Linked DNA regions of Homo sapiens: region 2 is linked to region 1. Evidence: chromatin loops called from intact Hi-C (ENCODE). Cell type or tissue: Caco-2. All regions are shown on one strand. Links, peaks and the distances in the headings refer to the core of each region. The heading gives the core; the rest is flanking DNA.

What was found. Hi-C counts contacts between places; a loop is a spot of excess contacts. Peaks named below come from ENCODE experiments on the same cell type or tissue, not always from the same donor. Only the 100,000 strongest peaks of a DNase experiment are listed, where the experiment ranks them.
Region 2: it touches region 1 in a loop (1.8-fold over the local background); 1 of 110 quality-filtered maps calls a loop at or near these places.

Annotation. Positions count from the first base shown.
Region 1 is chr12:65,330,204-65,340,311 of GRCh38, forward strand. All of the region lies in intron 4 of MSRB3 (methionine sulfoxide reductase B3), which reads left to right. Among named protein-coding and RNA genes, the nearest start is that of MSRB3, 57 kb to the left of the region's middle. In Caco-2, for the core only: no CTCF peak of the experiment used is centred there; a DNase peak (open chromatin) is centred at 5,398.
Region 2 is chr12:65,380,062-65,390,169 of GRCh38, forward strand. The region is part of intron 5 of MSRB3 (methionine sulfoxide reductase B3); the gene reads left to right. Among named protein-coding and RNA genes, the nearest start is that of MSRB3, 110 kb to the left of the region's middle. In Caco-2, for the core only: no CTCF peak of the experiment used is centred there; no DNase peak of the experiment used is centred there.

The DNA.
Region 1 (10,108 bases), core at 839-8,838:
TAAATGAAGGGTTTAACCCTTGTGAGATTTTTGAGTCACAAATCCTAAAAGCAAGACCCTTATCCAAACATAGATGCTAGTGGGAGTCAGGTTTCACATTTGATGTGATATTGCCTCTATTTCATCTACTTCTGTGCTTACAAGGAGAGCTTTTATTTTCCACATTTATAAGGAATGTGATTTAATACTTTCATTCTACTTTTTTCTTCTTTTAATTGTTTGCTTCTTTTTTACTTGCTTTCTTGTCTATTTTGGGAAAAATTCCTTGCTGTATCCTTCACTGGAGAATGTAGTCGAGTAGCTCATTGGTCTAGTGCCAACTTCTGTATGTGTACTTTCCTGAAACTGATATGTCTGAGAGTCTGTGGTTGGCTGCGTCTTCCTCCCATCTCCTCTATCATGACCACCCTTCTCCCACCTCACAAAAGATGACATACCTTTCACCCAGCCCAAATCTTACCATGTATTGCCCTGGGGTACAATCTCCAGGGCATCAAACAAAATGACAGTTCGGCAACTTTAAAGAGACTCGAAAGCAAGGTTAAAAAAGTGTTGGTAAAAAATAGTGAAATCGTATTTCACCTTGGCAAGGCTCCTGGCACAGCACAGTCCACCTCCCTGTCTGCCTGCTTGTCTGTCTCTCCATCTGCTGACTGTCCATTCATTTTCTACTAGCCTACTTAAGTGAGAAGGCTGCCATGAGAACATGTATTCATATCTTTATTCAAATGAACAAAAACGAAATAATTGGAAGTCTTTTTTTCGGACACAGAATACATCCGATTTGGTTGATTAATTTGACAGTGAGGACTGGCTTTGTAAATTATATGGTGGACTTCATCTGCTCAGTGATCTAAATATGTATCTCTAAGGTTTTGTCAAATCTACATTTTACGTATGTGTAAAGTACACAAAACACCAGAAAATTAATCTTCTGCAATTTAAAAAATTTCTGATAAGACATTTTAACTTAATTTAAATATATGAGGAAGCATGTATCAGTCAGCACCCAGTCAGGACACAGAATACACAGTATTTTGAACAGTAAGGTTTACAGAATTATGAACTGTAAGAGAGGATTGTGGTAATAAGGGATTGGGTAGTAAGAAATGAAAAGAAATTCTAAAGAATACAGGAATAGCAGACATAAGAAACAATCATGACTCCTAGGAACTGAGATAGATAGCCCTAGGAATCCTCTGCACCCCTCCGTACACACAGGGCTGAGGGCTAGACCTTGTTGGAGAGGGCATGGCTGTTGCCACTAAACAGCAGAGAAGTTGTTATGGTGCCATGATGGTGCAACTTGCTGGAGCTTTCCTGAAATCTGAAATTTGCTGGAAATTTACCCTCTGGGATGCTGGGGAAAGCTGTTTGCAGGGCATCTCAGTGGAGGCGCTCCACTACCAAACCATGTGAGCGGAGCGCCAGGGGAAGCTGCTAGCCGCTGGGTGCTGCTCATCGCTGTGCACAGAAAGCAGCACCTGGCACTGAAGAAGCCACTCGTGTAGCTGGAAAGCAGAGTATGCTACCTAAGCTGGGTGCAGAAGGAGCTGTGTGCTCTGCAGGAGTTGGTTGCTGGAAAAGCTGCGTACACGGGAGGAGATGGGTGCAGGAGAGTCCAGTCACATAACAGGAGCCTGGCACTAGAGAAGCTGCCCACATTGCAAAAGCCTGGAAGCAGAGAAACTGCATGGGCTGTGGGATCTGGATGTGAAATATGCTGCAAGCACTAGAGGAGCTTGTTAAGCAAGCATCCTGAAACCAGAAAGGAAAGGGCTTTTGCTCCTGGAGTCTGTCTCCTGTGCCCTCAGCTGGCAAAGTTAGACCTCATGCTGGCTGACAAAGAAAGAAGTATTTAAAGGGCCCAGCCCCATTTTAGCAGAGCAGGCAAAGAAGATGGATTTAGAGGCGAGAGGCTCTAACTTTATTTGAGCACAAAGTCTATTTTTTAATATCAAAATTCTTTTAGGGGTTCAGGAGCAAAAGTTTCAAAACCACTCACTAGTCTAGTAAATTAATGTCACTATCAGGGGCCCTGTAGGTAATTGGTTTTATGCTTTGAACAAAAGTGTAGGAAACAATTGAGGTGTGTGTGTGTGTGTGTGTATGAAAAGTGTGTGGAGTTTCCGTTTGTTAGAAAGGAGTGAGGGTAGAAAACTAGACAGAACAGATTAACTAGAGGAACCGTATGAGAAATACTAGTGGGAGGGAAATAGATAATACAGAAGAAATAAGAAGAGTGCTGAATTTCAAGTATCTAATCACACCGGGGCCTGTTGTGGGGTGGGGTGAGTGGGGAGGGAAAGCATTAGGAGATATATTTAATGTAAATGACAAGTTAATGGGTGCAGCACACCAACATGGCACATGTATACATATGTAACAAACCTGCACGTTGTGCACATGTACCCCAGAACTTAAAGTATAATAAAAAAAAGAAAAGATCATTTCCCCCACTGCTATTTCTGTTATTTTATTCACACTTAAAGTATATGTGTGTGTGCATGCATATACGAGCATAATCCTCATCATTTACTTGACTGCTGTGTGTATTTTACTTCCTCACAAAAAAGGCTATTCAATTATTCTCATTTCATTTTCAAACTTGTACTCTAAATACATTTCCTCTCTGAACAATATACTGCTTTCTTACTGCTTACCAAGTACAAGAACCTCATTCACAGCCTTCTTATAAACCTAATGTATAATTTATTCCATGGTTCACATTTTCTTCACATTTACAAATTTTACCAAGCTAGTTTATTTCTCATATAGTACTACTGACTTTCAGTTAGTAAATTAACTGACAGAAGTAAGAATGTTTTCTCTTCTGGTTATTTGAACTTTTAAAACTTCATAAAGTGAATTTATTGCACATCAGATAAACCAAAGAAAACACTGGGAAAATAATTCAGAAAGTATTTTTGACCATTTATATTTTGCTTTGGTTGACACTTTCCTAGGTATTGTGGAATAAATAAAATAAATTTATGAAATATTTTTTTCCTCAACGTACTTACTTTTTTGGCATAGTAAGAAAAACACAACAAACCATTATAAAATATGACAAAATAATGCTAGTGTCTCTCTGAATGTGCCTGTTTGAAATGCTTTTGTATGTAATAGGAAGGAATATGACTACATCAAACTCAGGCAAGACTTCTTGGGGGAGATGAGAACACACTTTACCAGGCCAAGAGAGGGGTTCAGTTTTTCCCAGGTGGAGGATGCCTAGTAGAGAATACCATATGAGAAGAGGAATCAGAGATAGAATCAAAAGTGGATTTTTCAAGGATATGGAACACTAGTCCAATAGGAGTGGGAAGGTGGGTTATGTTGGGAGTAATGGGAAATATGGCTGGGGAGTTACAGGGGACCAATTAAGGAAGTCCTTGGATGCCAGAGAAGGCATCTAAATTCCTACTAGAAATCTTTTAAGCCTTGGAATCTTTTCCTCCATAAAGCCCTATCTGATCCTTCTAGTGTGAACGTGAATGTCCCTCATCTCTGCTCCATAGCACTTTGAATGCGCTTCCATCATTGCAATTTCTACTTTGTTTTATAATTATCTGTCTATGTGCTTGTCTACCCTCTTGGAGTGAATTTCACAATGGCAAAGCCATACCTTAGTCATATTTATATTTATAGCCCCGGCACATAATAATCACCAAATACGTAGTTGTTGATCACATGCATATCTGAACTCTGTTAGATAGATAGTGAGGTAATAGCGTGATGAAAATGAGATGTAAGCCATAACAGTGCACAAGATAGATTCTGGGATTGGAAAAAGAAGGAAATAGGGATGTTAATTAACAGCCTCAGTGGGAACTCTTTTTTTTCCTTGTTAGCGGATAAACCTCAACACTATGCATGTGCAATCAGCTTCTGATAATTTTGTTTGAGACCTTGAGGAACCACATAGGACATTTTAATATTTTGTATACACTTATTCAGCAGGCCTTCCACTGAATAGCTCATTTTCTATAGGTTCACTAATGATAATGATAATAATGCTAAAACAATAGCTAACACTTACTACAGCACTTACCATATGTCAGGCATGGTTCTTAGTGCTTCATATATGTGAACTCATTTAATCTTCACAGCAACACATTTTATAGATGAGGAAACTGAGAGAGGATAAGTAACTTGTGAAGATCACACAGCCAGTATACAAATGGATTTAGAATAGTAGCACTCAAACATTTAAAAAAGAAGAAAGTTAAAGAATTATAGTAGAATGAAATTTTAATATTTTATTTTAGTCACTCTGGTTATTTCACTTAGCATCGTTGGAACAAATGGAACACACAGAAACATGCATACACACACACACACATCTCTCAATTGTTTGAAAAATCTGTTTGTCACAGTACTTAAGTACTTAAGTTGAAAGTTGAAAAGTGTCTCAATGTGGGAAGGGCTAGCCCAAAAGTAATGAGATCCATCATGGCAGGTCATCAAGAAGGACTCAGTTTCAGGCAGGTTATTATCTGTCCTTAGGGAAGTCCCTTGGAATCCTGACAAGAAAATGGAGCCAATGTTCAGGAAGTCATCAGGCCATTCAACATCTGGGAGCTAGGGCAGCAGCTGGATTTGTGGGCAGGATTTTAGTAATTGAAACTGGGAGGTCATTTTATTTTCACTTATTGACTCCCTGTCACATTTTCTCAAATAGCTGCATTCCAAATTTTCACTAATCTTTTCTTTAAAAAAATCCTCTCTCTACATTTTTTGAGAAGATTGATGCCAACTGACACGAACTATTGTAAATGTCTATCTTACTACTGGAAATTTTTGTGTCCCTTCATCTTTATCAAACAATCAGAACAGGCACTGACTAACAGCAGCTAGTGGCGCCTGCTGAATATCAGGCCAGATGTGTGATCTCAGATTCATCACCTGTAAAATGGGGTAAATAACACCAAACAGGTGTAAAAACTAAATGCAGAAAAATGCCTCGAATATGCCAGGTATTCAACAAATGTTAAATACAAGTGGCCTGTCCAAGTTTTGGGAACATATCATACTATCACAGCAGCCTAAAAAATCCTTACAATGTGAGAAAGTACAGGCTTTATTAGACAGGGTCTGTCTGTTAACAGTGGATATTAGTGTGATGAGTCACAGCTCCAGCTGTGTTGCTACATTTCAAATGGAACTCTGCTGCAAGACTGTTCACACATGCTACATTTCACATGAGCCTCCTGTGCAATTTTATTCTAGGCTACCAGAAAATTTAAGCCATTTTTCAGCTCTTTAAGAACATAAGCCCTTTCACTGAGAAAATTCCAGTCCAGTGCCACACACAGTTCACTCAACTGTGCTACTTCATGCATGCTATTCTGTTCACCACTAAAAGAGACTTTCAACATGAACTTTTCCCTCTGTGATGCAATTTTGTGTGTGTGTGTGGCGGGGGAGGATGTAAGAGCACAGTGAGAAGATAAGAGTTTTCCCGTTTTCCTCTCTACTCAAATCCCGTCTCCTCAACCCTTTTAAAACTCTCCTTACGATATTTAACAACCATTTCAGTCACTGTGGAATTCTGTTATGGAGAGTAACATGAATTTAACTTAAGCTTTCTTTTGTGGAACTCTAGCTGGAAATTGCTCATAATTCCAGAAAATGTTTCTTAACCTCTAACGAAGTACATTTAACTTGAATTTTAAAAGATTTGAATTGCCTCTCACCTTATTCAAAATCCTTTAACGAAGAAAGCTTTCCAGTATAAAGAAACTGTTCTGAAATAAACTAGAGTTCTGAGTGGTGGCTTACTTAAAGTTGTGTTATAGCTGAGTAAGTAATATATTATTTTGAAGAGAATATAAAATTGACTTCTCTCAGCCCACTGACCCTTCCTGTCTTGTCCCCATACAATGATTTATAGGAAAAGTATTTGTAATACAGACAGTTACTTTTCTATCTTCAACTCAACTGAAAACTCAGAGAAAAACTACAGCTGGATTGGAAGAAAAGGACTTGCTTGAGACAGGGAGTAAAAACACAGCCAAAGCATGACTTTAGAAGAAAGAAAAGAACATAAAAGCTTGGCATAAGAAAAGGAAAGAACAACTCCATTTGAGAAACTAGAAAACTATCGCAAGGCATGACTCAAAGTATAACAATATACAAAGATAATTATAACTGCATTTTTCTTTTTAAAAAGTTATATACACACGGAAAAGAACTGAAGCAATAGATACAAAAATACCTAGGTGTGTGAAGTTGTGTGTGTATGTGTATTATTTGGGGAAAGGAAAGTGAGGAAAGAACAATCTTGCCTTGCCTCGTATTACCTAAATAACAATCTTAGTTCTTCAGTTAATTTTCCAAATGGATTACATTTTTCACAGTGAATTAGAATGGATAGTTAGAATAAACTGGGAAACATAATAGGGAAAACTTTTAACTGTAATTCATGTACATTTATCTTGTTTGAATAAACATGAATCAGAAAATTAATATTATTCCAGTTTACAAACTTTGAAATTACTTAAAGGCAGTTTATAAAAAATAATGTGCAAGTTTTAGCAAGTACTTCAGAGGTAATTCACAAAGCTTTTTTTGTAAATGAATAATTCTTTTATTGAAAAATAGTTATTAAGAATTGCACAAATTTTAATCAGATAGATATCTTCAGTGTGTTTTACACGTGGATAAAGAACCCATCACATAACATTGTCAAACAAAGATACAGAAGCCATCCAGCTCACCAGTTGGAAACATCGTGTCTTAAAAGTTTTAGCAGAGGCTGGGCGCGGTGGCTCACGCCTGTAATCTCAGCACTTTGGGCGGCTGAGGCGGGCGGATCACGAGGTCAAGAGATCAAGACCATCCTGGCCAACATGGTGAAACCTCATCTCTACTAAAAATACAAAAAATTAGCCGGGCGCAGTGGCGGGCGCCTGTAGTCCCAGCTACTCGGGAGGCTGAGGCAGGAGAATGGCGTGAACCCGGAAGGCGGAGCTTGCAGTGAGCGGAGATCGCGCCACAGCACTCCCGCCTGGGCGACAGAACGAGACTCCGTCTCAAAAAAAACAAAAAACAAAACAAAACAAAAAAAAACCAAAAATCAGCTGGGCATGGTGATGCATGCCTGTAGTCTCAGCTACTTGGGAGGCTGAGGCAGGAGAATCGCTTGAACCCGGGAGATAGAGATGGCAGCGAGCCGAGATCACACCACCGTACTCCAGCCTGGTGACAGAGTGAGACTACATCAAAAAAAAAAAAAAAAAAAAAAAAAAAGTTTCAGCACAAATTTGTTGCATAACCATAGTCAAGTTATTTTAACTTTCTATCTCATTTTTTTTCAGCTGTTAATAGTGAGAATAACATCAACTGTTTCTAATTCATAACCCTACCGTATCGAAGGAAAGGATCACAGAAACATGCTAGAAAAGATATAAAGTTGGAAGTATAAAGTAAGATTTGTGAAAACTGCCACTTTAAATAAATGTACACAGTAAGCCATAAACAGCATGCAAATCTGAAGTTCTCAAAACTAAGTCGGTATAACTGGCTTTTGATGTCAACATTATTGCATATTTTATAATATATTATTTGACACAGTGATCCATCTCATCCAAAATATTTCTGGTTTCTGTTGAATAATTTAAAAATATTTTAGTGTGGATTTTAAATTCTCCAAATTATATAACTTACATGAGTAACTCAGAGTTTTAATACATTTGTCATTTGCAAATCTCTCTCCCCAACAAAACTATGAACTTTTTGAGATAATAGATTATGATATAGGGCTTTTGTAGCCCCCACCTCTACTCCATTACACGGGCATTGGATTTTGCAAATCCTAGGTACTTGACTATTTGTTAAATAAATACAGTTTAATCCTGATAAGAATAACAGCAATAACCTGCCTGAAAATGATTCAAGTTGACACTAAGATGGCGGAAATGTAAATAGATACTTGGTACTGGATTCCCATAATTATTAATTCCCTGCCATGTTTTCTGAATAATTTTTTTTTGTATTTTCTGATTTCTGTGGTGCAAATGCTTCTGCTGTGGGCTATTTCAAGTACAGATATGACATCACTAAATGTCGGTTTGGGAAGGGACGTTTGGTAGCACCATTACACAGTATTCTGTAATACAGATATGACAGTTGTAAATAATGTAGTCAAATGTAGTTAAATAATTGGGAAGTGGTGAATTTTGAATATTTATTATCTTTGTTTTTAATATACTACTCCTGGAACTTACTTTTGGTAGATGCTTGTTACAACAATAGCATTGCTTGCAACTGTAAAGTTGTACCTGTCTCACCTAAGGGAGTGATGACGACGTCTATGGCTAGGACCTTTAACAACAAAACAGTAAATAGAGCAAAAAGTCACAAAAAATAGGATCAACCACCCAAAGCTACATTAGAAGAAAAATTCATAGTCGAGCCTTTTTATTATCAAATATAAGAACGATTAAAAATAATGAAACTAAATCTTCATCTCAAAGTGCTAGAAAAATAACAACAAAATCAATAAAAGAAATTGGGATAAAATGTCCACGTTTTTCCTCCAGGCATTTGCCAATTCTAGGCATGAGAAGAGAGGTAAAGATTCCAGGCTGGGCGCGGTGGCTCATGCCTGTAATTCTAGCACTTTGGAAGGCTGAGGTAGGCAGATTGCCTGAGCTCAGGAGTTCGAGACCAGCCTAGGCAACATGGTGAAACCCTGTCTCTACTAAAACACAAAAGAAATTAGCCAGGTGTGGCGGCATGCACCAGTAGTCCCAGTTACTTGGGAGGCTGAAGCAGGAGAATTGCTTGAACCCGGGAGGCGGAGGTTGCAGTGAGCCAAGATTGTGACACTGGATTCCAGCCTGGGTGACAGAGCAAGATTCTGTCTCAAAAAAATAAAAATAAAAATAAAAAGATTCCAGACATTCCAGACAGAGACATACTGCTAAGAGGCAGACATACTAACAGAAAGGTGTTTCTCAGCCTCAGCTCTATTTACATTTTGGGATGGACAATTCTTTGTTGCGGGGAGCTGCCCTATACATTGTAGGATGTTTAGTAGCATCTCTGACCTTCCACTAGATGCCAGTAGCATTGTCCCCACTTCTTCTGCACTTGTGACAAACAAAAATTCCTCCAGACATTCTCAAATATTCCCTGGGGCAAAATTGTCTCTTGTTGAGAACAGCTGATCTAGACAACCAACAGAATGGTAAATCTAGCTCTAAATCAACAAATAATAAATCAAACACTGACTTTTAGTATTTTCTGATTTCTGTGGTGCAGATACTTCCACTGTGGGCTATTTCAAGTACAGATATGACATCACTAAATGTGGGGTTGGGAAGAGATGTTTGGTAACACCATTACACAGTATTTCTGTAATACAGATATGACAGTTGTAAATAATGTAGTTAAGTGTAGTTAAATAATTGGGAAGAGATGAATTTTGAATATTTATTTTCTTTGTTTTTAATATAATTCATTTAATTATAAATTTACGTAATTTATTTTTAATAATGGCTATGTTTAGCAGCTAGCTCAACAGGTTCCTTAAATGATAACAATAGATTCTCCTAAGCTTCAGCACACCACTGTAATGGGGGCAAACAAAAGATAGACCAAACTTAACAAAAACTGCAATCCAGCCTCCAGTCAGCTCAGTCCCCAAATTGATTAAGGTGATCTTTCACCTCCTTTCCCCAGTCTAGCTGGCTATCAGAGGATAGGATGAACCCTCTCTGGAAGAAGATTAAATTATCTGGAGTGCAATTTTTCATGCACAAAGCCTGGCATTCATAAAAAATTACCAGGCATACCAAAGTACAGGATCAAGGGAAATAAATTGACAAAACAAACAGGTTTATACACAGCCCAGATATACAGATATTTAAGTTAGGCTTTAAAATAACTGTGATTAATATATCCAAGAAAATAGATGACAAGATGGAGAATTTCACCAGACAGCTGGAATCTATTGTAAAGAGTTAAGTAGTTTTAGGGCTGAAAAATGCAATAACTGAAAGTATAAACACAACAGATGAATTTAACAGCATATTAGACACACAAGAAAGTAGGACTGGCAGACAGCAACAGCAAAAAACAGGTTAGTAGAAAATATCCA
Region 2 (10,108 bases), core at 1,374-9,373, 50 kb after region 1:
CTAAAAGAATTTAGAAGACATGAATTACTTTAGAGTATGGTGATTGATTGGGGCAGTTGCACGGTGGAGGTAGAACTGAAATAATCAAGGGTAGAATATGGATAGATATAAATAAAGAGGAAGATAATTTTAAATAGAGGGCCCCTTAAGGTCAGGCACAGAGACGTAATTGCTAAATGTATTTGAGGAACAGTAAGTAAACCAACTTGCCAGAACTGGAGTATTTTTGTTGGGGGGTCCTGATATAGTTGGGAGTCTATTAGAAACCACAGGCTTGGCCAAGGCAGTTGGATCACTTGAGGTACAGGAGTTCGAAACAGCCTGGCCAACATGGTGAAAACCCATCTCTACTAAAAATGCAAAAATTAACCAGGTGTGGTGGTGCACCCCTGTAATCCCAGCTACTTGGGAAGCTGAGGTGGAGAATTGCTTGAACCCGGGAGGTGGAGGCTGCAGTGAGCCAAGATCGCACCACTGTACTCCAGCCTAGGTGACAGAGTGAGACCTTGTCTCAAAAAGAAAAAGAATTGGTACTTAACTCTGTGGCCAATAATAATAACGACAATGACAGCAAAACAATTACAAAATTGATTTTCTGCCTAATATGTAATATGCTCTGTACTAAGTGTTTAATATTTATTAACTCATCTAATTTGCATAGACCATACATTATTATTCCCATCTTATAAATGAATAGACCAAAGCACAGGAAGTTTAGATATTTGCCCAAGGTCACATAGCTAGTAAGTGACAGAACTGGGATTTGATCCTAAGTAGTCCGATTCGAGAGTCTTAACCAATATGCAGTATAAAAACCTATAATATGAGTTGATGGGATGAAAACAATGTTTTATGCTTTTTTAGTCATACACCCTATTCCCACATGACATACTTGCTCACACAGTCACATGTAGTTGCAGAAATTTTCTCCCCCTCCAAGTAGTTACTCGGATTCAGTAGTCTGTTGAGAAATAGATTTTGAAGGTACTGTAAGAATTTTAATTAAAATAACATGCATTTATTCCCCCAGCATTAAATTTCCTGCTGAGAAAGATATTCATGAAGGATTTGTTGCAAAGAAATGATAAGGAAGAGTTAACTGGTTCTAGAGAATTTATAATAATTTGTTTTAGACTAAGGCTTTATTTTTAACATAGATCAAAATTAACATAATACAATTAATACAGTTTACTATGGTTTTGACAGGAGGTGAAAGTACTTACCTTGTACTGATAGATATTTATAAATTGGAATGAATCGATGATCATGGTCACCTTCTTTGGGCAGCAGAACAAGGATTGTTTGGCTATTCATTATAATTGAGATATCTTGCTCATTCCTGGGCAGAAATAAGCTACATTCAACTGCAATGTGTAGAAAATTTTGCTATAGCACATTACTTGGTTGCAGGCTTAAGATTTTTAACATCTTGCTCCAGTATGAAAGTATTTTATTTATTAAGGAACATGTACAAATGTAGCAAAACTATCAGTTATTTGCTTATAGTATCAAAATATTCTAGTAAAAATCCTTTAAAATGATAATGACTTTTTAGTTCTTATGTCTTGATAAATTTTTCTTCGAGTCTTTTGTGTTATAGAACTATCCTAAGAACATTTTATAAGAGGTTCTTTTGATTTTTCATTAATTTCCCAGGATAGGAGTAAAAAATTAACACATTTAAAGTAAATTTTTGCTTAATGATTGCTAGTCTTAGTGAATTTTGAATATCTATGTTTTAGATATTCAAGTATTATTCCTTAATTAAGAACTTAAATAGCCATATGGCCTATATTGTATTCGATGTTGCAAATTAGTAAACTTCTATTATACTTGTACTTTTGTTTTTGTTAATATTAAAGACATACTTAATTGATATATATTTAAGATGTATAATTGACATTATATTTTCACACAATAGCATGTAATAATGTTTATTGAATAAGTCATAAGTGAATGAATGACATATAGAATAATGTTTTGCCATTTCCAACCAATGTGAAATATTTGACGCTAACAAATATCATCCCTTTCTTCACAAAATCTGTCTATATATTACCATATTACCTTGCATCTAAATGATTCACATTGTGGATGGAAGGCTATATGTAGATGGTGAGAGATAAAAGAGACAAGAAAATTTAATGACAACAAAAATATTTTGTGGCAGAACATAGGAACACAAAACAACAATGTAAAGATTCAAGTTTTATGGCCTATCAGTGGTTTTTCTACCAAAAATAGTAACCCTCAGGTCCTCCCCAGTCAATCAAAAATAGACTTTGGAGTTTTATTCTTAGATTTAAATTTATTTCTATGTTAGAATAGTCTATTAAAATTATTTTCCCCTGTGTTGTTATATAGTAATAGTAAAATACATTTTTACAGTGTGAATGAAAGTGGCATTAAAATTCATTTAAATTTATACAGTAGAATTATCTTTTTAGGAATTTGTTTAAATTTCTTGTATTTTGTGGCTTGTTTGATATCACTTTTTATCTACATATTTGCTTTTTCAATTATACTACTTAGGAATTTATTCAATTTTTTTTCATCACGACCACCTGTTTAGTTAGCAGTATCCCTTGAAATATTGTGATGATATGTGGCTTTTACTGATTTATTAGATTTGTTGGGGCTTTTTTTGTTGTTTTAAGTAATGTACTAATATATTTATTTTTTCTAGCTATATGGTTTTATTTTTTCAGGGTTGTAGAAGAATACTACATATCTAGAACTTAGAATTGCCTATAATTTCCAGCATATATGTTATACACACACCCCCACCACACACGTGTATATATATACATGCATATATGTGTGTATATATGGATATATATGTGAATAAAAATTTCCTCCCAAACGTTTTAAAATCAGGTTAAATTTATTTATGATGAAATATGATTTTTTTCCAAAAGTTTTCTTTGCAAAATTAGTATGCATTTTATGCAATTTAAGAATTTTATAACTAGCAAATATAGTTATGTCAAATATGGAAGCAACTTCATAGAACTATATGTACATTATGATTTTTTATTAAAATGATATAAATTTTTATGATCAAATGTACAAATCAAAAAGGAAATTTTAACGTCAAAATGAATGTGATTTCATGAATTTGTAATTTTAATTTACCCGTGCTCAATTTCACAAATGTTTGTTGATCACACACTCTGATTGAGCTTTGTGCATTGCCTTGAACAAGCTAGCTGTAAAATTTGTAAAATAGTTTAGTGCCTAGCAGAAATAACTCTTGGTGTAGAAATATACTAATGGTAGGGTAGTCTTTCATGATTGTGATAAGTATGAAAGAAGATTGCCTCTTTCTGAAGCCTGTTTATTTTGTAGTTAACAAGGCCAGGGGAGACTTTTGATTATTTTTTGCTTGCATGCCTACACATACCTAAGGAAAAAGTAATCACAGATCCCAGTGTCACTTTAATTATGCCATTAATTTAAGTGTTGATTCAACAGCTATTTACTGTTCACAGTATTTTAGTATTTGTAAATTTCTTGGTGGTATGGGTAACAATAAATGGATGTTTTTATCTAAAGTAGGAAATCACATAAATGAACAAAGAGATGCATTGTTAGTAGAATTTTTTTTTTTTTTTTTTGAGATGGAGTCTCACTCTGTCGCCTGGGCTAGAGTGCAGTGGCATGATCTCGGCTCACTCCAACCTCCGCCTCCCTGGTTCAAGTGATTTTCCTGCCTCAGCTCCCAAGTAGCTGGGATTATAGGCATGTGCCCCCACACCCGACTAATTTTTGTATTTTTGTAGAGATGGGGTTTCGCCATGTTGGCCAGGCTGGTCTCGAACTCCTGAACTCAGGTGATCCACCCGCCTCGGCCTCCCAAAGTGTTGGGATTACAGGCGTGAGCCACTGCCCCCGGCTGAATTATTTTAAATGTAGAGATATGCTGCTCGATAACAATCAGCTTTATTATTTACTATACATGGCTGTATATTTTGAGGGAAATGTTTAAAGACAGATTATATTCTTAAATGTGATTAAATGTAATCCCTATTTTGTAACCAGTTTTAAAGAAATAATATTTTATGCATTTTCAAAGTACTTTAATTTATTTTGTAGAAATTCAAAGGACATTATATCTTTTATAAAAAGATTGATAGGAACTGCCTTTTCTATTTTATTCTTCTTACTGGTAGATTTAATAATTTTCCTCTTTTGGCATGATTTTTTCGAAAGATATTTCCCAATTCATATGAATTTTGATATCTATTATGTGTCACCATACAAGTAATGAGTCTATGTAACAAAAAGATGAAAGCTTCTATATTTATCTGTTATCTACATTTGTTACTAAGAGTCAACAGGATGGCTTTATATAGGATGATCAGAAACAGGAAAGCTGTGGTTTAGAAAATGTTTTAATCTGTTTCAAATAACTTAGCAGGGCAATCTGGTAAAAATGACATGATTAATGACTGAAGAAGATTAAAATATTTTCACATTCTGTTTTTAATGACCTCTATCTTAAGTTTCTACCCTAAAATTTACAACTAGTAAAATATTATAGGAAAAATATATCATTCATAATCCTCTTGAAGTCGTGTTTTACCTTATCAAATTGTGCCTTCTTTTTAGCCAAAAATAGCATAAATGTAAAACAAATTTTAACTGAAATATAGCTTTTGTGATATTCTTAAATACATTCATTAAAGTGTTAATATTTACTAGGTTTAACATAAAAGATCTAAGATTATGTTTTCAATTAGGGTAACACTTCAGTCAGTGTGTAATTTTTTAAAATTTATTCTTACAGCTAGGCAGATCTTCATCATTTGGAAACAGGCCATTTTAGAAAGTTTAACTCTAAATGTTTTCTAAGTGCATAAATAGGTGGCATGTATAAGTATTAATGTTGGAGTTTTGCCCATTGATTCTAGTGGCTCTGTCTTTTTTATCCAAAGATAATGATGTGTATTCAATCTCTGTCATATTTACCTAGAGGAAGTCTTTTTAATCCCTCATTTTTCTCCTTCACTGAGGTTATGTGTAAATACTACATAAAACAGCAAATAGAAGGAAGTCTGTTTTGTCTAAAGATACCATTCATCTTAAACAAATACATCAGCCTGTCTCCGAAAGGATAGCGATATGGGTTTTATTTGGTGGGAGAAGGAGGAGGATGGATAAGACCAAAGCAAAAATATGTGGCAAATTATATGAACTGTTATTAAATCCCTTTAAAAATTGGTTACATTTTTCTGATTGTTTCTGCTTAGGGGAATCACTTCAATGCCACCCGACATTGTTACAGCACCTCTTAATTTTCATTATTATTTGCGTATTTATTCATTCCTATTTTCATAGTTAGGAAAACTGGTATTGATTTCTGACAGAAATCTGAAGCTAATCTTTAATTAGATATCTTATAGCACCATTTTCTGGAAAGCCATATGTATGAATTTATAATTCCAGTATGGGAAAAAGAATGTATTACCTTCTCTTAATTATATCTGCTTTTAATTTTCATTATTTCTAAATTTAAACTCCCACAAAATTAAATAAAATAGCTTTCTTTAATTTGCTACGCTGTGAATTCTTTTGGGACAGAGGCCCGTTAAATTTATCTGTTACTTTTATCCCCAGCACTAAAAAAATTAAAATGAATTAATTTTTAATTGCTTACATTTGCTTACTTATATTTATTGTGAAAACTAATATATTTGGTGTTACTTCTGCCATCTTGTTTCCTCTTTATTATGCCTCCTTGTGGTCTTTTTCTTTCCTTTAGTTGGATTAAAGTTTTGCCCTTTTAAGAAAACTTCTAGGTATATGTTAAATATACTATTTCTGTTTATTCTGTCTACCATCTAATTCTAACAAACATATTTGACCTTGTATTTTTTCTGTAAATATTGGGAATTAATTAATATCTATAACTTCCTTCATTTCAGCATGAGAACTTTAGTACACTTTTGTCTCTGACCCCTGCATGTTTCCCATTATGCCTCTACTTACTTAAAAATCATTTTTTAAGAATTCCATTAAGCATTACAGCATCATTGTTAACTCCTGTTTAAACTTAACTATTTAATTTTACCTATTTATTTACTCATTACTGTTTCTTGTATCCTGTCTTTACCTTTTTTAGACTTATTTTTCATTGTGCTGTAGTTCTTCTTTGGCTATTCTTTCAGAAATGGTTCTAGATAGCAAATATCTGGGTTATTTTATATGCAGATTGTTTATTTACAACTCTCATGATATCAGAAAGGATTAGAGGCAGAAGACACACCATTACACATGTATTCTTTAAGAGTAGTTATTGGTAAAGAGAACTTACATGATTCTGGGATCTTTATGTTGCTTCCATTAAGGGTGGACTCTTTTTTCTTTTGAATGATAAACTTTTTTATAGGTATGCTTTAAATTTAGTTTATAACTCATTTTCTAAAATTTTTCTCTTGGAGAAAAGAAGGAATTTGTTAGGTATCATATGGTTAAAAATACACTTAAACAAATACTTCATAGGCATCTTTTCCATGCAATAAATATCCAGTATTGAGAAGGAACATATTAAATAGATACCTGGTTTAGCGTGTTAAGATATGCATCTTTTCATGTTGTAGCTTAAATTTGAGCTTGCTGGTTCTTTTTTTTCTTTAAGAGTAGTATTTTTAAATTAAATACATACAAATTAAATTTTAAAGAAACAGTATCATCTTTGATTAAATCAGAATACACATTGCATCAATTTTTAAATGTTATTACCATGTCTGGATACTTAGTTAACAACATGTTAGAGCAATTCAAAGGATCACAGGATTTTACTTTGTTTTTGTAGTTTACAAAGACTAATGTAGCAAAGACCTTTCATGTCAATTTTGTCATAAGTGAAAGGGTAGAATTATTGGTTACACAGATACATGCACCTTTAATATAGACTATATATCCTGATATTTCTTGGTCTTATCTCATTATTTCAATTCTGAGTTTATTTATGTAAGGCTATTGTAGAGCTAATGGGTGACAGGATTACAGTACAACAGCAGTATCTCATTTTAAAAACACTCAGGGAGTAAGTTTGACACAGCAAAGAATATAGTTTGAGAATGAAAGGCAATGAACAAGGGGAAATAAAAAAATCAGCAACATGAATAAATAAATATAAAATCAATGCAAATAATGGCTAAAGAGTCTACACATTTTTATGACTTTTAACTTTTACTGTGAAATAGCCTTCCAGAAAAATTGTGCCAATTTCTCCTTTCACCACTGTGTGTAGTATTTTTTTTCCCCCTTGGACACACTGACAGTCGCTGAGTGTTACTATTATCTTTTTTCTTTCCAGCTCTGAATATTTCTATCTGTATTTTCTTTGCCTATCTGATAGGTAAAAAGTAGAATCTCATTATTTTAACTTGCATTTTTGATGACTAGGGAGGTTGAATATTTTTATTCTTATGTACATTGACTGTTTATAATTCCTTTGTGAATTGCTTATTAACTTATTTTTCTTTGGTGAGGCTGGAAATAAGAGCAGGGCTTGAGTCAGACAGACCATCATTTGAATCCTGGCTCTGTCTTTTAAGCACTATGTAACTTGGGGCATATAATATAAACTCTCTGAGCTTCAATTTCCTCATTTGTAAAACAATATTTATAATTATAATGCCTACCTCAATGTTATGAGAATTAAATAAAATAACATAGAGTGAAATCACTTAGCAAAGTGCTTGGTATACATTAATGATGCTGCTGCTGATAAGACATAAAGCTGGAAATATTTTCCCAGTTGGTTGCTTGATTTTTTTTTCCTACAAAAATAAAAAATAATTGTAATTAGTGTATGTCAGTCTTTTCTTTCTTTTATGGTATTTACTTAGGGTTTATACTAAGAAAATTGTTCTTCACAACAAAGAGTATAAAAATATGATGAAAGTGTTTTTGAATGTGACTGAGTTCTAAATGGAATCATCAAATTTAGTTACACAGACTAAGAAAGAAACTAATAATTTGTAATCTTTCTATTTCTTTAGGAAAATATTAGCATTCACTGTTGTTGAAGAAATCCAGAAACATTAGTTCACATATTTAACAAGTTTAAAAAAAAATGTTTTAAGACTGACAATACATTCCCCTAGATTATTTGTATATTTAGGAAGGGTCTCTGTTATTCTCTACAGTGCTTTTGTGTCCACCAGAAAATGACGTTGTGTTTGGGCCAATGAATGAGAAAAAGGGTCCTCTCCTTCCCACCCCCACACCCCTGCCCACACTGCAGCTAAATGACTCCTGTGGGTCAAGGCAGGTACACAGCCCTGGCAGTGAGGGGAACAGGATCCGGAGTTCAGCTCCCACTTGTTTCTTCCACCAGGTTCCTTGTGCACTGCCCAGAGTGCACCACTTTATCAGATGGGACTGTGTTTCAGTGTTATCTCAAAATGGTTCTTGAAATAGTTTGAGAAATTAATGATTATTTTATCTAAATCCACTTGTGTAATTCAACTAAATTGAGCAGCTTTTTATCCAGGCACTTTTATAAAAGAAAAGAAGCCAAGCGCAGTGCCTCATGCCTGTAATCCTAGCACTTTGGGGGCCTGAGGTGGCGGATGGCTTGAGCCCAGGAGTTCAAGACCAGCCTGGGCAACATAGTGAGAACCCGTCTCTCCAAGAACATACAAAAATTAGCCAGACATGGTGGTGGGTGCCTGTAGTCCCAGTTACTCAGAAGGCTGAGGTGGGAGGATCACCTGAGCCCAGGGAGGTCAAGGCTGCAGTGCGCCATGATCGTTCGCTGCACTCTAGCCTGGGTGACAGAGTGAGACCCTGTCAAAAGAAAAGAAGAGAAGAGAAGAGAAAAGCTTTTTAATTTGAATATTGTGAGCAAAAAGCAAGAGAGCACTGGTACAAATATGCCTCCCTCTTTTCTTCTACCTTGTTTATTAATCCATGAGCTCTTAAGGGATGGCTTCTTCCTCCTCGTAAATAATGATGTTAATGACATATCTGGGGCCATGCCCTTTTTCATGTCTTCATTGTTATGGGTAAATTGATCAGCATTGTGTGGAGTATCCAGCAAAATGTGCTCTGCAGAAGTCTCACCCTTCAACTGTACATAACCATCCTGTGGTGTTCCTCTCTCCTGCCCTTATATTACCCCATAGCTTCCTATGCATGATTCTTTCTTACTATCCTCACAGTCATTTCTACTGTGCTCTTTGGAGCTGTGATTCCATTGTAAATACATTCTTTTTTATCCTCAAATCTCTTCACAAAATGTTTTCTTCATTTTTTTTTAATTGAGACTTGTTTCTCTCCCAAGGTCCCTCTTGCAGCTGCAAGAGTACAAGCAATAACTCTTCATTACCTCCTTCAGAACCTCACTTTTCCTTTCTCATGTAAGAACTCCTTACACAGCCACTTATTAACTTTCATCATTGCTGTGATTTATTAGCTCCCTGGTAATGCCCTTCATTTATTGAGGATTTTAGTTTTCCACTCTAATTCTTGCTATCCTCACGTGTGATTTCAGTGACCATGTGGACCGTCCAATCAACAACTGAGTGTCTTCAACCTCCATGTCCCGATCCCTTCCCTTTCTTCCCAGTCTGTTATGTACTTCATCATTTTACTTCCCTGCCCATCCATCCTAGACTCTATGGTGACCATTTTTCACCTTTGCCAGTGCTCTCTGGGTCCTGGATTTGTTTTCCTTATGCTAAATTCCCCGGAAAAATCCTCAACCATCTGCTTTCAGTTGTAGCTCCTTCACACAGGCTGCATGGCCCTGCTGGAGGAAAGAGTATAATTATGGGATAATTGCCACTAAAGATTTATGGTCTTCAATTTCAGGTTGCCCCTTGGCACTATTCTGCAGTCCTTCTGTGTCTTTATCACTTTTCTCAAATCCCCTTTTCTACCACCATTTTCTTTTTGAACAATCATCTTGCCTCCTATTTCATAGAGAAATTTAACACTATGAAGCTTGAGCTTTTCTTTCCTGAAACTAACAAACGTTTATATCTACACTGAACCTCCTTTCTATATGCTTGGAGGAAGAGATGTCCTCTTTTCTAGTTCAAAGTAGTCATCTCAACTCTCTCCTTTGGGATGTTACTCCATCAGTCATTTA